Linked DNA regions of Homo sapiens: regions 1 and 3 are each linked to region 2. Evidence: chromatin contacts called from ENCODE Hi-C or POLR2A ChIA-PET data. All regions are on one chromosome and are shown on one strand. Each heading gives the region's core, a stretch centred on a gene start or an enhancer-like site at or near the end of the contact. The rest is flanking DNA. Distances are from core to core; before and after follow the strand shown. Region 1 holds the start of ZNF430 (zinc finger protein 430). Region 2 holds the start of ZNF254 (zinc finger protein 254). Region 3 holds the start of ZNF85 (zinc finger protein 85).

Region 1 (3,358 bases), core at 516-3,015, 3.1 Mb after region 2:
AAAAAATGTACACTAAAGGACAAATAGGTGATAATGTGAATTAGGTAGGAAAAGTTGGCATTTGGGAACGCCAGAAAGAACTGGAAATTTAGTATCTTACTGCAAGCCAGAGTGAGGCTGGAGAAATGGGGGACGGGGGTTAGACTTAAGACCCTGCTTGGGACACAGGTGAAAAATGCAGCAGAAAATCAGTTCCCCGTGGAGTGTGAAAATAATTGAGTGGCAGGCAATTAGACTGAGGTGTCTCTAGACCCTGGGTTCCTACTTTTAAAAAGATCTAACGTGGCTGGGCGTGATAGCTCACGCCTGTAATCCCAGCATTTTGGGAGGCCAAGGCAGGCGGATCACCTGAGGTCAAGAGTTCGAGGCCAGCCAGGCCAACATGGTGAAACCCCGTCTCTACTAAAAGTACAAAAATTAGCTGGGCAGGGTGGCAGGCGCTTGTAATTCCAGCTACTCAAAAGGCTGAGGCAGGAGAAGCTTGAACACAGGCAGCGGCAGAAGTTGTAGTGAGCCGAGATTGTGCCACTGCACTCCAGCCTGGGCGACAAGAGCGAGACTCCATCTCAAAAAAAAAAAAAAAAAAAAAAAAAAAAAATCTAACTCAGGCGCATCGTTTTGAAAATTACTACATTGAAAGACACAAAATTCAGGCTTAATCAACTGTATACTGCCAATTAAGGTCTGATTACACAACCAGAAAATTTTCACCTTTATTGTACAAACTAAGAAACTACATAACGGTACCTAACCAATTACTGAATTTGGCTTTCTTCATCATGCACCTTATAAAAGTCTTTCCTTCAAGCCCCGCCATGAACAACAAATTACAAACCACAGCTGGGTGCTCAACAGTTTTTTAATCACTCTTTGATTAATTTCTTTAATATTTTTGTGGTGACTTCTGTACATTTTTTTTTTCCGAGACGGAGTCTTGCTCTGTTACACAGGCTGTAGTGCAGTGGCGCTATCTCGGCTCACTGCAATCTCCACCTCCCAGGTTCAAGTGATTCTCCTGCCTCAGTCTCCCAAGTAGCTGGGACTACAGGCGTGTACCACCATGCCCGGCAAATTTTTGTATTTTTAGTAAAGACGGGGTTTCACTATGCTGGCCAGGCTGGTCTTGAACTCTCCTGACTTAGTGATGCGCCCGCCTCGGCCTCCCAAAGTACTGGGATTACAGACGTGAGCCACCCCTCCCGGTCTGTACATTTTTAATAGGAGAAAAGAGGAACTAGGAACCCAGGACCAAAGTTCTTCCCATTCATGAACTCGCACCCCAAGTCAGGATTCTCCCGTGACGATTCTCCCGTGACGATCCTCCCGTGGTCCCTGCACAGTCTGGGAGAGACGCGGCGCTGCGGATGCAGAGCTGCCCAGAGAGGGCTCCAGGCCAGGGCACAGTCACTGCGCAAGGAAGAGACGGGACGTGCTGGGGCCCGCCTGTCAGCGCAGCCGCCATCTTAAGGCTGATGGGGACTGAGGCCCAGCTGGGCAAGAACTCGGGGCGCAGATTGTGCAGCTGACTGCCGGGAGGCCTGAGTCCCGCCACAGCCACTTCCCACCCATTACAACCAGCCCCTCCCCTCTCTGGGGATGTCGGACCCGGCACTCTCACCATTTCTAGGCTTCCAGGGGTTCCTGGCGTCTTAGCTGTAGATCTCCCAATACCTGCGGGTCACAGGGCCACAGAGCCTGGACCTCTAGGAGCAGAGGACACAGAGCGCTGAAGACGAGACCTGGAGCTCAGGCCACAGCGAGGGACAAAGGCCCCGCCAAACCCGGAAGCCGCCCTGTCCGCTTCACCTGCGTGCCTGATTGGACGGTTCCCTGCCTAGCGTCTCTGATTGGATAACATTTAAATCCCCGCCCCCTCAGGCCATGATTGACGGAAGATGTGATGAGATGCGGGGCTGAAAGAAGAGTGACAGCTTGGGCTGCATCCTTCTCTGACAGGGCTTCCTCCCTGAGCTGAGCCAGGCCCACCCCAGAGGTTATTTGCATTTAACCTTGTGTGTAAGGTCATATGCATTTATAAATAATATATGGGGCCGGTCACGGTGGCTCACGCCCGTAATCCCAACATTTTGGAAGGCTGAAGCGGGCAGATGACCTGAGGTCGGGAGTTAGAGACCAGCCTGACCAACATGGAGAAACCCAGTCTTTATAAAAAATATAAAATTAGCGGGTTGTGGTGGCCCATGTGTGTTATCCCAGGTACTCGGGAGGCTGAGGCAGGAGAACCGCTTGAACCTGGGAGGCGGAGGTTGCGGTGAGCCGAGATTGTGCCATTGCACTCCAGCCTGGGCAACAAGAGCACAACTCTGTCTAAAATATATATATATATATATATATATATATTTATTTATATATATTTATTTATATATATTTTTATATATTTATTTATATATATTTTATATATTTATATATGTATTTATTTATATATTTATATATTTATATATTTATTTATATATATTTATATATATTTATTTATATATATTTATATATATTTATTTATATATATTTGTATATATTTATTTATATATATATTTATATATATTTATATATTTATTTATGTATTTATATACATTTATATATATTTATATATATTTATATTTATATAATTATATATATTTATATATTTATATATATTTATATATATATTTATATATTTATATATATTTATATTTATATACTTATATATATTTATATATTTATATATATTTATATATATTTATATATTTATATATATTTATATATTTATATATATTTATATATAAATATTTATATATTTATATATATATATTTATATATTTATATATTTATATATATATATTTATATATTTATATATATTTATATTTATATATTTATATATTTATATTTATATATTTATATGTATATATTTATATATATTTATATTTATATTTATATATTTATATTTATATATATTTTTTATATTTATATTTTTATATATTTTTATATATTTATATATTATACATATTTATATTTATATATATTTATGTTTTTATATATATTTATATTTTTATTTTTATATATTTTTATATATATTTATATTTATATATATATAGTGGCTATTCAAAAATGAAAAGAATGTAACAATAATTATTTTAAAATTTCAGATTTTATGACCTTCCCGGCTAAAGGAGGCAGCCTCAGATTTTAAAAAGATGGTAATCTTCTGAAATAAAATGTGAGCCACATGTGAATCTTAAATTTTCTAGTAGACAAACTTGAAAAAGAAACAAGGAACAGGTTGAATTGATTGTAACAATTTAACCCAATATGTCCATAATATTATCATTTTAATGTGTGAGGAATGTGTAATTATTAATAATG
Region 2 (3,468 bases), core at 680-3,179:
AATCCCAGTTACTAGGGAGGCTGAGGCAGGAGAATCGCTTAAACCTGGGAGGCGGAGGTTGCGGTGAGCCGAGATCGTGCCATTGCACTCCAGCCTGGGCAACAAGAGTGAAACTCTGTCTCAAAAAAAAAAAAAAAAAAAAAAAAAAAAAGATTAATTGGCCAGGCGAGATGGCTCACGTCTGTAATACCAGCTCTTGGGGAGGCTGATGCAGGCGGATCGCTTGAGGCTAGGAGTTTGAAACCAGCCTGGACAACATAGTGAAGCCCGGTCTCTACTAAAAATACAAAAATTAGCCAGGCGTGGGGGCGGGCGCCTATAATTCCAGCTACTTGGGCGACTGAGACAAGAGAATCATTTGATCCCATAAGGCAGAGGTTGCAGTGAGCCTAAATCACACCACTGCACCACTGCACTCCATCCGGGGTGACCGAGCAAGCCTCTGTCTCAAAAATTAAAATAAATAAATAAATAAAAATTAAAACAGGTATCAAAATCTACCCTAAAGGACAAATAGATGATAAAGTGAATTAGGGAGGGGACATTGGCATTTGGGAATGTCAGACAAAACGGGAAATTTAGTATTTTCCTGCAAGCCAGAGTTAGGCTGGAGGAATAGGGGATGAGGGGTGGACTTGAGGCCCTGCTTGGGATACATGTGAAAATTTCAGGAAAAAAGCAGTCCCCTGTGGAGTGTGAAAATAATTAAGTGGCAGGCAATTAGATTGAGGTGGCTCTAGTCCCCGGATTTCTACTTCTAAAAAAAAAATCTAAACTCAAGAGCATTTTTTGGTAAATTACTACATTAGCGGAAACAAAATTCTTGCTTAACCAAGAATAAGCTGACAATTAAGCTCTGATTACATAACCAGGATATTCCCACCTTAAATGTAAAAATTAAGAAACGAGGCTGGGCACGGTGGCTCACGCCTGTAATCCTAGCACTTTCGGAGGCCAAGGTGGGTGGATCACCTGAGGTCAGGAGTTGGAGACCAGCCTGGCCAACATGGTAAAACCCCGTCTCTACTAAAAATAAAAAAATTGTGGTGGCGGGCGCCTGTAGTCCCAGCTACTAGGGAGGCTGAGGCAGGAGAATCGCTTGAACCCAAGAGGCGGAGGTTGCAGTGAGTCGAGATCACACCACTGCACTCCAGCCTGAGCAAAAAAGTGAGACTCTGTCTCAAAAAAAAGAAAAAAAAAAAAAAAAAACGACAACCTAGATTGCTGTACCTAGCCAATTATTGAATTTGGTTTTCTTTATCATGAACCTTGTAACAATCTTTTCTTCAGGCCCCTTCCATGGACCACAAAAGTACAAACCACAGCTGGGTGTGGTACAATTTTTGAATCATTCTTTTATTAAAGTATTTAATATTTTTGCAGTGACGCCCATAAATTTTTAATGGGAAAAAAGAGGGCCTGGGAACCCCACAGACCAAAGCTCTTCCCGTTCATGAACCCGCAACCCGAGTCAGGATTCTCCCCTGACGACCCTCCCCGGGTCCCTGAACAATCTGGGAGAGACGCGGGGCTGCGGGTCCACAGCTGCCCAGAGAGGGCTCCAGGACAGGGCACAGTCACTGCGCAGGGAAGAAACAGGACTCCTGGGGGTCTGGCTGTCAGCGCAGCCGCCATCTTATTTCTGAAGGGGACTGAGGTCGAGCTGGGCGCAGATTGTGGAGCTGACTGGGGGGAGGCCTGAGTCCCGCCACAGCCGCTTCCCACCAGTTCCAACCAGCCCCCTCCCCTCTCTCGGGATGTCGGACTGGCATTCTCACCATTTCTAGGCTTCTAGGGGGTCCTGGCATCTTAGCTGTGGATCTCCAATACCTGCTGGTAACAGCGCCACAGAGGCTGGGCCTCTAGGAGCAGAGGACACAGAGCAGTGAAGACAGACCTGGGACTCCGGCGACAGCGAGAGACAAAGGCCCCGCCATATCCCGGAAGCCGCTTTGTCCAGTCCAGCTGTGTGCCTGATTGGACAGTTCCCAGCCCAACGTCCCTAGTTGGATAACGTTTAAGGCCCCGCCTACTCAGACCCTGAGTGATAGAAGATGTGATCACACCCTAGGCTGAAGAAAGAGTGACAGCCTAAGCTGCAGCCTTATCGGGCAGGGCTTCCTCCCTGAGCTGAGCCAGGCCCACCCCAGAGCATGGGAAAATTCTATATCTTTTTTGCTCTCTCTCTTTTTCAATGTATTCAAAATGTGAACAAACATATTTTATGTATATTAATAATACATATAATTTTTGTTCAAGAGAAAATCAACTTTTACTTTAGTAATAATGTATTATCAGCACTAAAGCTAATTTGATAAACCGTTATAAGTAAATCCATCAGCTGGGCGCGGTGGCTCACGCCTGTAATCCCAGCACTTTCGATGGCCAAGGCGGGCGGATCACATTAGGTCATGTGTTGGAGACCAGCCTGACTATCATGGTGAAACCTCATCTCTACTAAAAATACAAAATTAGCTGGGCGTAGTGGCACGTGCCTGTAATACCAGCTTCTCGGGAGGCTGAGGCAGGAGAACTGCTTGAACCTGGGAGGTGGAGGCTGCAGTGAGCGTGGATCGCGTCATTACACTCCAGCCTGGACAACAAGAGTAAAATTCCGTCTCAAAAAAATAAAAGAAAAAAAAATTAGCTGGGCATGGTGGCGCACGCCTATAACCCCAGCTTCTCGGGTGGCTGAGGCAGCAGAATTCCTTGAACCCGGGGGGCTGAGGTTGCAGTGAGTCAAGATCCTGCCACTGCACCCTAGCCTGGGCGACAGAGCGAGACTTTGTCTCAAAAAATAAAATAAAATAACAAAAATAAAGTCCATCAAATTTGTCTTTTTGACCATTCTAGATTTTTATACATATTTTATGATCTCTTATACTTTTTTTTATTTTTTATTTTTTGTCTAGACGAAGTCTAGCTCTGTCGCCCAAGCTGGAGTACAGTGGCGCCATCTTGGCTAACTGCAACCTCTGCCTCCTGGGTTCAAGCGATTCTCCTGCCTCAGCCTCCCGAGTAGCTGGGATTACAGGCGTGCATCACCAAACCTGGCTAATTTTTTGCATTTTTAGTAGAGACGGGGTTTCACTATGTTGCCAGGCTGGTCACGAACTCTTGGCCTCAGGTAATCCACCCGCCTCAGCCTCCCAAATTACTGGGATTACAGGCGTGAGCCATCGTGCCTGGCCATTTTTTAAATTTTTATGTTGTATTTTAATCTACATTATTTTTATATTTTCAATTTGAAACAACCTTTAAATAATTTCAAAGTAGACAAAATGTTTCTAACTTTCTTCATCAAAAGCATATTTTGCTTTTGTTTATACACTGTTTTTTTATTTCCAGGAGAGGCTTGCTCTTTCGCCCAGGCTGAAGTGCAGTGGCGCAATCTTGGCTCACTGCAACCTCCGCCTCCCAAGTTCAAGCGATTCTCCAGCCTCAGCCTCTGGAGTAGCTGGGACTACA
Region 3 (3,665 bases), core at 511-3,010, 3.2 Mb after region 2:
CACTCTAGCCAACATAGCCACAATGGTGGGCATCCTGGTTTATCCCCATACAGTACTGAAAACCCAGGACCAGGAAAAAACTGAAGAGTGGCTGATGACCCATCACACCATAAAGTCTCCAAACGGAAACCTTGACCCACCAATATTCTGATAAGAACTCTGTGCCTAGGGAAGATAAAAGGAAAAGAGACACAGAGATTTTTTTACAATATGGTGTCAGGGATTATTATTCACTTTCTTCTCATGGGAAATATTTACAAACAGAAGACAATTTTTTAAATAGTGCCATCCAATGTTTTGTGGAAGAATTATTAATTGAAATATAAAATGTACAATAAAGGACAAATAATTGATAATGTGTATCAGAGAGGGGAAGGTGGCATTTGGGAATGTCAATGACACTGGAAATTTAGTATTTTACTGTAAATCAGAGTTAATCTGGAAGAACAGGGAGTAAGAAGTAGACTTGAGACCCTGCTTGAGACATATGTGAAAAATGCAGGGGAAAAGAAGTCCCCTGTGGACTGTGAAAATGATTCAGTGGCAGGCAATTAGACTGAGGTGGCTCTAGTCCCTGGGGTCCTCCTTTTTAAAAAAATCTAACTAAAATTTCATTTTTTAGTAAATTACCACATCGGGGAAAACAAAATTCAGGCTTAACCAACTATAAACTGCCAATTAAATTCTGATCACATAACCAGAAAATTGCCAACACGATCGTACAAATTAAGAGACTATATAACTGTACCTAACCAATTACTAATTTGATTTTTTTATCATGCACCTTATAAAAGTCTTTTATTCAAGCTCCTCCCATGGACCACAAACTACAAACCATAGCTGAGTGCTCTACAATACTTGAACCACTTTTTAAGTTCTTTAATATTTTTGCGGTGACTCCTATACATCTTTTTTTTTTTTTTTTGAGACGGAGTTTCACTCTTATTGCCCAGGCTGGAGTGCAGTGGCGCGATGTAGGCTCACTGCAACCTCCGCCTCCCGGGTTCAAGCGATTCTCCTGCCTCAAACTCCTGAGTAGCTGGGATTGCAGGCGCGCGCCACGACGCCCGGCTAATTTTTGTATTTTTAAAAATTGAGACGGGGTTTCACCATGTTGGCCAGGATGGTCTTGAACTCCTGACCTCAGATGATCCGCCCGCCTCGGCTTCCCAAAGTGCTGAAATTACAGGCGTGAGCCACCACGCCCGTCCCCCCATACATTTTTAACAGAAAAAAAGAGGAACTGGGAACCCCACAGCCCAAAGCTCTTTCATGAACCCGCACCCCGAGTCAGGATTCTCCCCTGACAACCCTCCCGTGGTCCCTGCTCAATCTGGGAGAGACGCGGTGCTGCGAATGCAGAGCTGCCCAGAGAGGGCTCCAGTCCAGGGCACAGTCACTGCGCAGGGAAGAGACAGGACGCCCGGGCCGGCTGTCAGCGCAGCCGCCATCTTATGGCTGGAGGAACTGGGGCCGAGCTGGGCAAAAAGAACTGGAGCGCAGATTGTGGAGCTGACTACAGGGAGGCCTGAGTCCCGCCACAGCCGCTTCCCACCGGTTTCAACCAACCCCTTTCCCCCTCGGGATGGCGGACCTGGCACTCTCACCATTTCTAGGCTTCCAGGGGGTCCCGGCGTCTTAGCTGTGGATCTCCCAATACCTGCAGGCCACAGGGCCACAGAGGCTGGGCGTCCACGAGCAGAAAACACAAAGCAGGGAAAACAAGACCTAGAGCTCAGGCTGCAGCGAGAGACAAAGGCCCCGCCACATCCCGGAAGCCGCCCTATCCGCACCAGCTGCGTTCCTGATTGGACGGTTCCCAGCCCAGCGTCTCTGATTGGATGATATTTAAGGCACCTTCTTTTCAGGCCCTGAGTGACAGAAGATGTGATCAGATGCTGGGCTGAAAGAAGAGCGAGTGACAGCCTAGGCTGCAGCCTTTTCAGACAGGGCTTCCTTCCTGAGCTGAGCCAGGCTCACACCAGAGAGTATTTGCCCTTACCTTGTGTATCAATTTATATGCATTCAAAAATAATATATTATATGGCTATTCACAAATGAACAAAGTATAACAACAATTGTTCTAAAATTTTAGATTTTATGACCTTCCTGTATTCTGGTCCTTTGAACAGGCAATCCTCTGAAATAAAATGTGAGTCACAGGTGAATTTTAAATTTTCTAGTAGCCAAACTTTAAAAAGAAAGAAGAAACAAGTGGAATTGATTGTAGCAATTTATTTAACCCAATATATTCAAAATATTTTCATTTTAATATGTGAGCAATATGTAATTATTAATGAAATATAAATACATTTGAAACAAAATCTTTGAAACTAATTCTGTATTTTACCTTTCTAGCACATCGCAGTTCAGACCAGCCACATTCCAGGCACCCAGGAGCCACACATGGCCAATAGCTGCCACATTGAAGTACAGCTGTGATGTCAGTGGGGGTGGAGGGCCTGAACACCCCTTTTCTGCCACAGGTGAGGGGACAGCCTCTATTTATCAACGTCTCTTTTCAGTTCCGAGGGTGAAACAAATAGTGGCTATAGAAAAAGCTGATGGCAGCAGGAATAAATCACAGGTAAACCACTGCTTACCACCTGTTGCCCATCTTTCTTTCAGAGATCAGACAGTGAGCAAAGGATGATGGGCCACAGGAGAAAAAAAACTATGTCTTCAGATCTGTTCACAGTCTTGACCTTTAATGTTTACATAGGAAGAAAATAGATTAAAGGCAAACTTATTTTGCTATTTGACCTCGACTCTAATGTTCAGGCTGTGGTTACCTGTTTTCTTCTGTGGTGTGGGAAACTGAGTGAATATAAGCACAATCACATGCATACATGTCCACATGTATTTCGGCATTTCTTTTTTTTGAGATGGAGTTTCACTCTTGTTGCCCAGGCTAAAGCGCAATGGTGTGGTCTTGGCTCACTGCAACCTCTGCCTCCTGGGTTCAAGCAATTCTCCTACCTCAGCCTCCCGAGTAGCTGGGATTACAGGCATGCACTACCACGCCCGGCTAATTTTTTGTACTTTTAGTAGAGACGGGATTTCTCCATGTTGGTCAGGCTGGTCTTGAACTCCTGACCTTAGGTGATCCAACCGCCTTGGCCTCCTAAAGTGCTGGGATTATAGGCATAAGCCACCACCCCTGGCCATATTTCTGCATTTCTCAACATTATCTTACAAGACATCTAACTTTAAATCGGGAAAAATATCAGTACTTTTATGGTGCCCAATGTTAGAAGGTAACTAGTAATCAACCTGTTATTAAATCTTGGCATTCTATCTGCACTGGGTGCACATATTAGTTAACTATGGCAGCATAATGAACCATCCAAAACTGATTTGCTCATAATTGAAATGCTCAGCCATTTAGGCTGGGCTCAGTGGGGCCATTCTTCTGTTCTCAGCTGAGCTCCTTCAGACATGTATCATGAGCTGCTCATTGACTAGGAAAGCAGCAGCTGTGCTTGTAGAGGTGAGCTTCTGCTTCTGGGACTGTCAACAGGGATACCTTACTTCTCCTCTTCATAGTATCTTATACTCCAGTTGGCTAATATGGGCTTTTTTCTTTTCTTTTTTTGAGACGGAGTCTCGTTCTGTCGCCCAGGCTGGAGTGCAGTGGTGCGATCTCTGCTCACTGCAAGCTCCAC

The links. A loop is a pair of places that touch in the nucleus more often than their neighbours do. ChIA-PET counts read pairs that join two places held with the same protein, here RNA polymerase II (POLR2A). Pooled maps may share reads with other maps.
Region 1: a map of chondrocyte shows a loop between it and region 2 (8-fold over the local background). The contact joins the promoter of ZNF430 here to the promoter of ZNF254 in region 2. A Hi-C loop is called at or near these places in 1 of 168 maps with a recorded cell type or tissue (chondrocyte) and 4 of 50 pooled maps. POLR2A ChIA-PET finds 5 or more read pairs at or near these places in 1 of 52 experiments (naive thymus-derived CD8-positive, alpha-beta T cell).
Region 3: a loop to region 2 is called in a pooled map, with 7 times the contacts of the local background. The contact joins the promoter of ZNF85 here to the promoter of ZNF254 in region 2. A Hi-C loop is called at or near these places in 1 of 50 pooled maps. POLR2A ChIA-PET finds 5 or more read pairs at or near these places in 2 of 52 experiments (CD4-positive, alpha-beta T cell and OCI-LY7).

The regions. Positions count from the first base shown.
Region 1 is chr19:21,019,064-21,022,421 of GRCh38, reverse strand. It overlaps ZNF430 (zinc finger protein 430), which reads right to left and starts at 1,765. Exons shown (of 5, transcript NM_025189.4): 1 at 1,619-1,765. The coding sequence starts at 1,621. RefSeq lists enhancers at 890-1,481, 1,482-2,075.
Region 2 is chr19:24,085,648-24,089,115 of GRCh38, reverse strand. ZNF254 (zinc finger protein 254) reads right to left here and starts at 1,929. Exons shown (of 4, transcript NM_203282.4): 1 at 1,779-1,929. The coding sequence starts at 1,808. RefSeq lists enhancers at 1,554-1,643, 1,704-1,753, 1,804-1,883.
Region 3 is chr19:20,921,346-20,925,010 of GRCh38, reverse strand. ZNF85 (zinc finger protein 85) reads right to left here and starts at 1,760. Exons shown (of 4, transcript NM_003429.5): 1 at 1,608-1,760. The coding sequence starts at 1,610.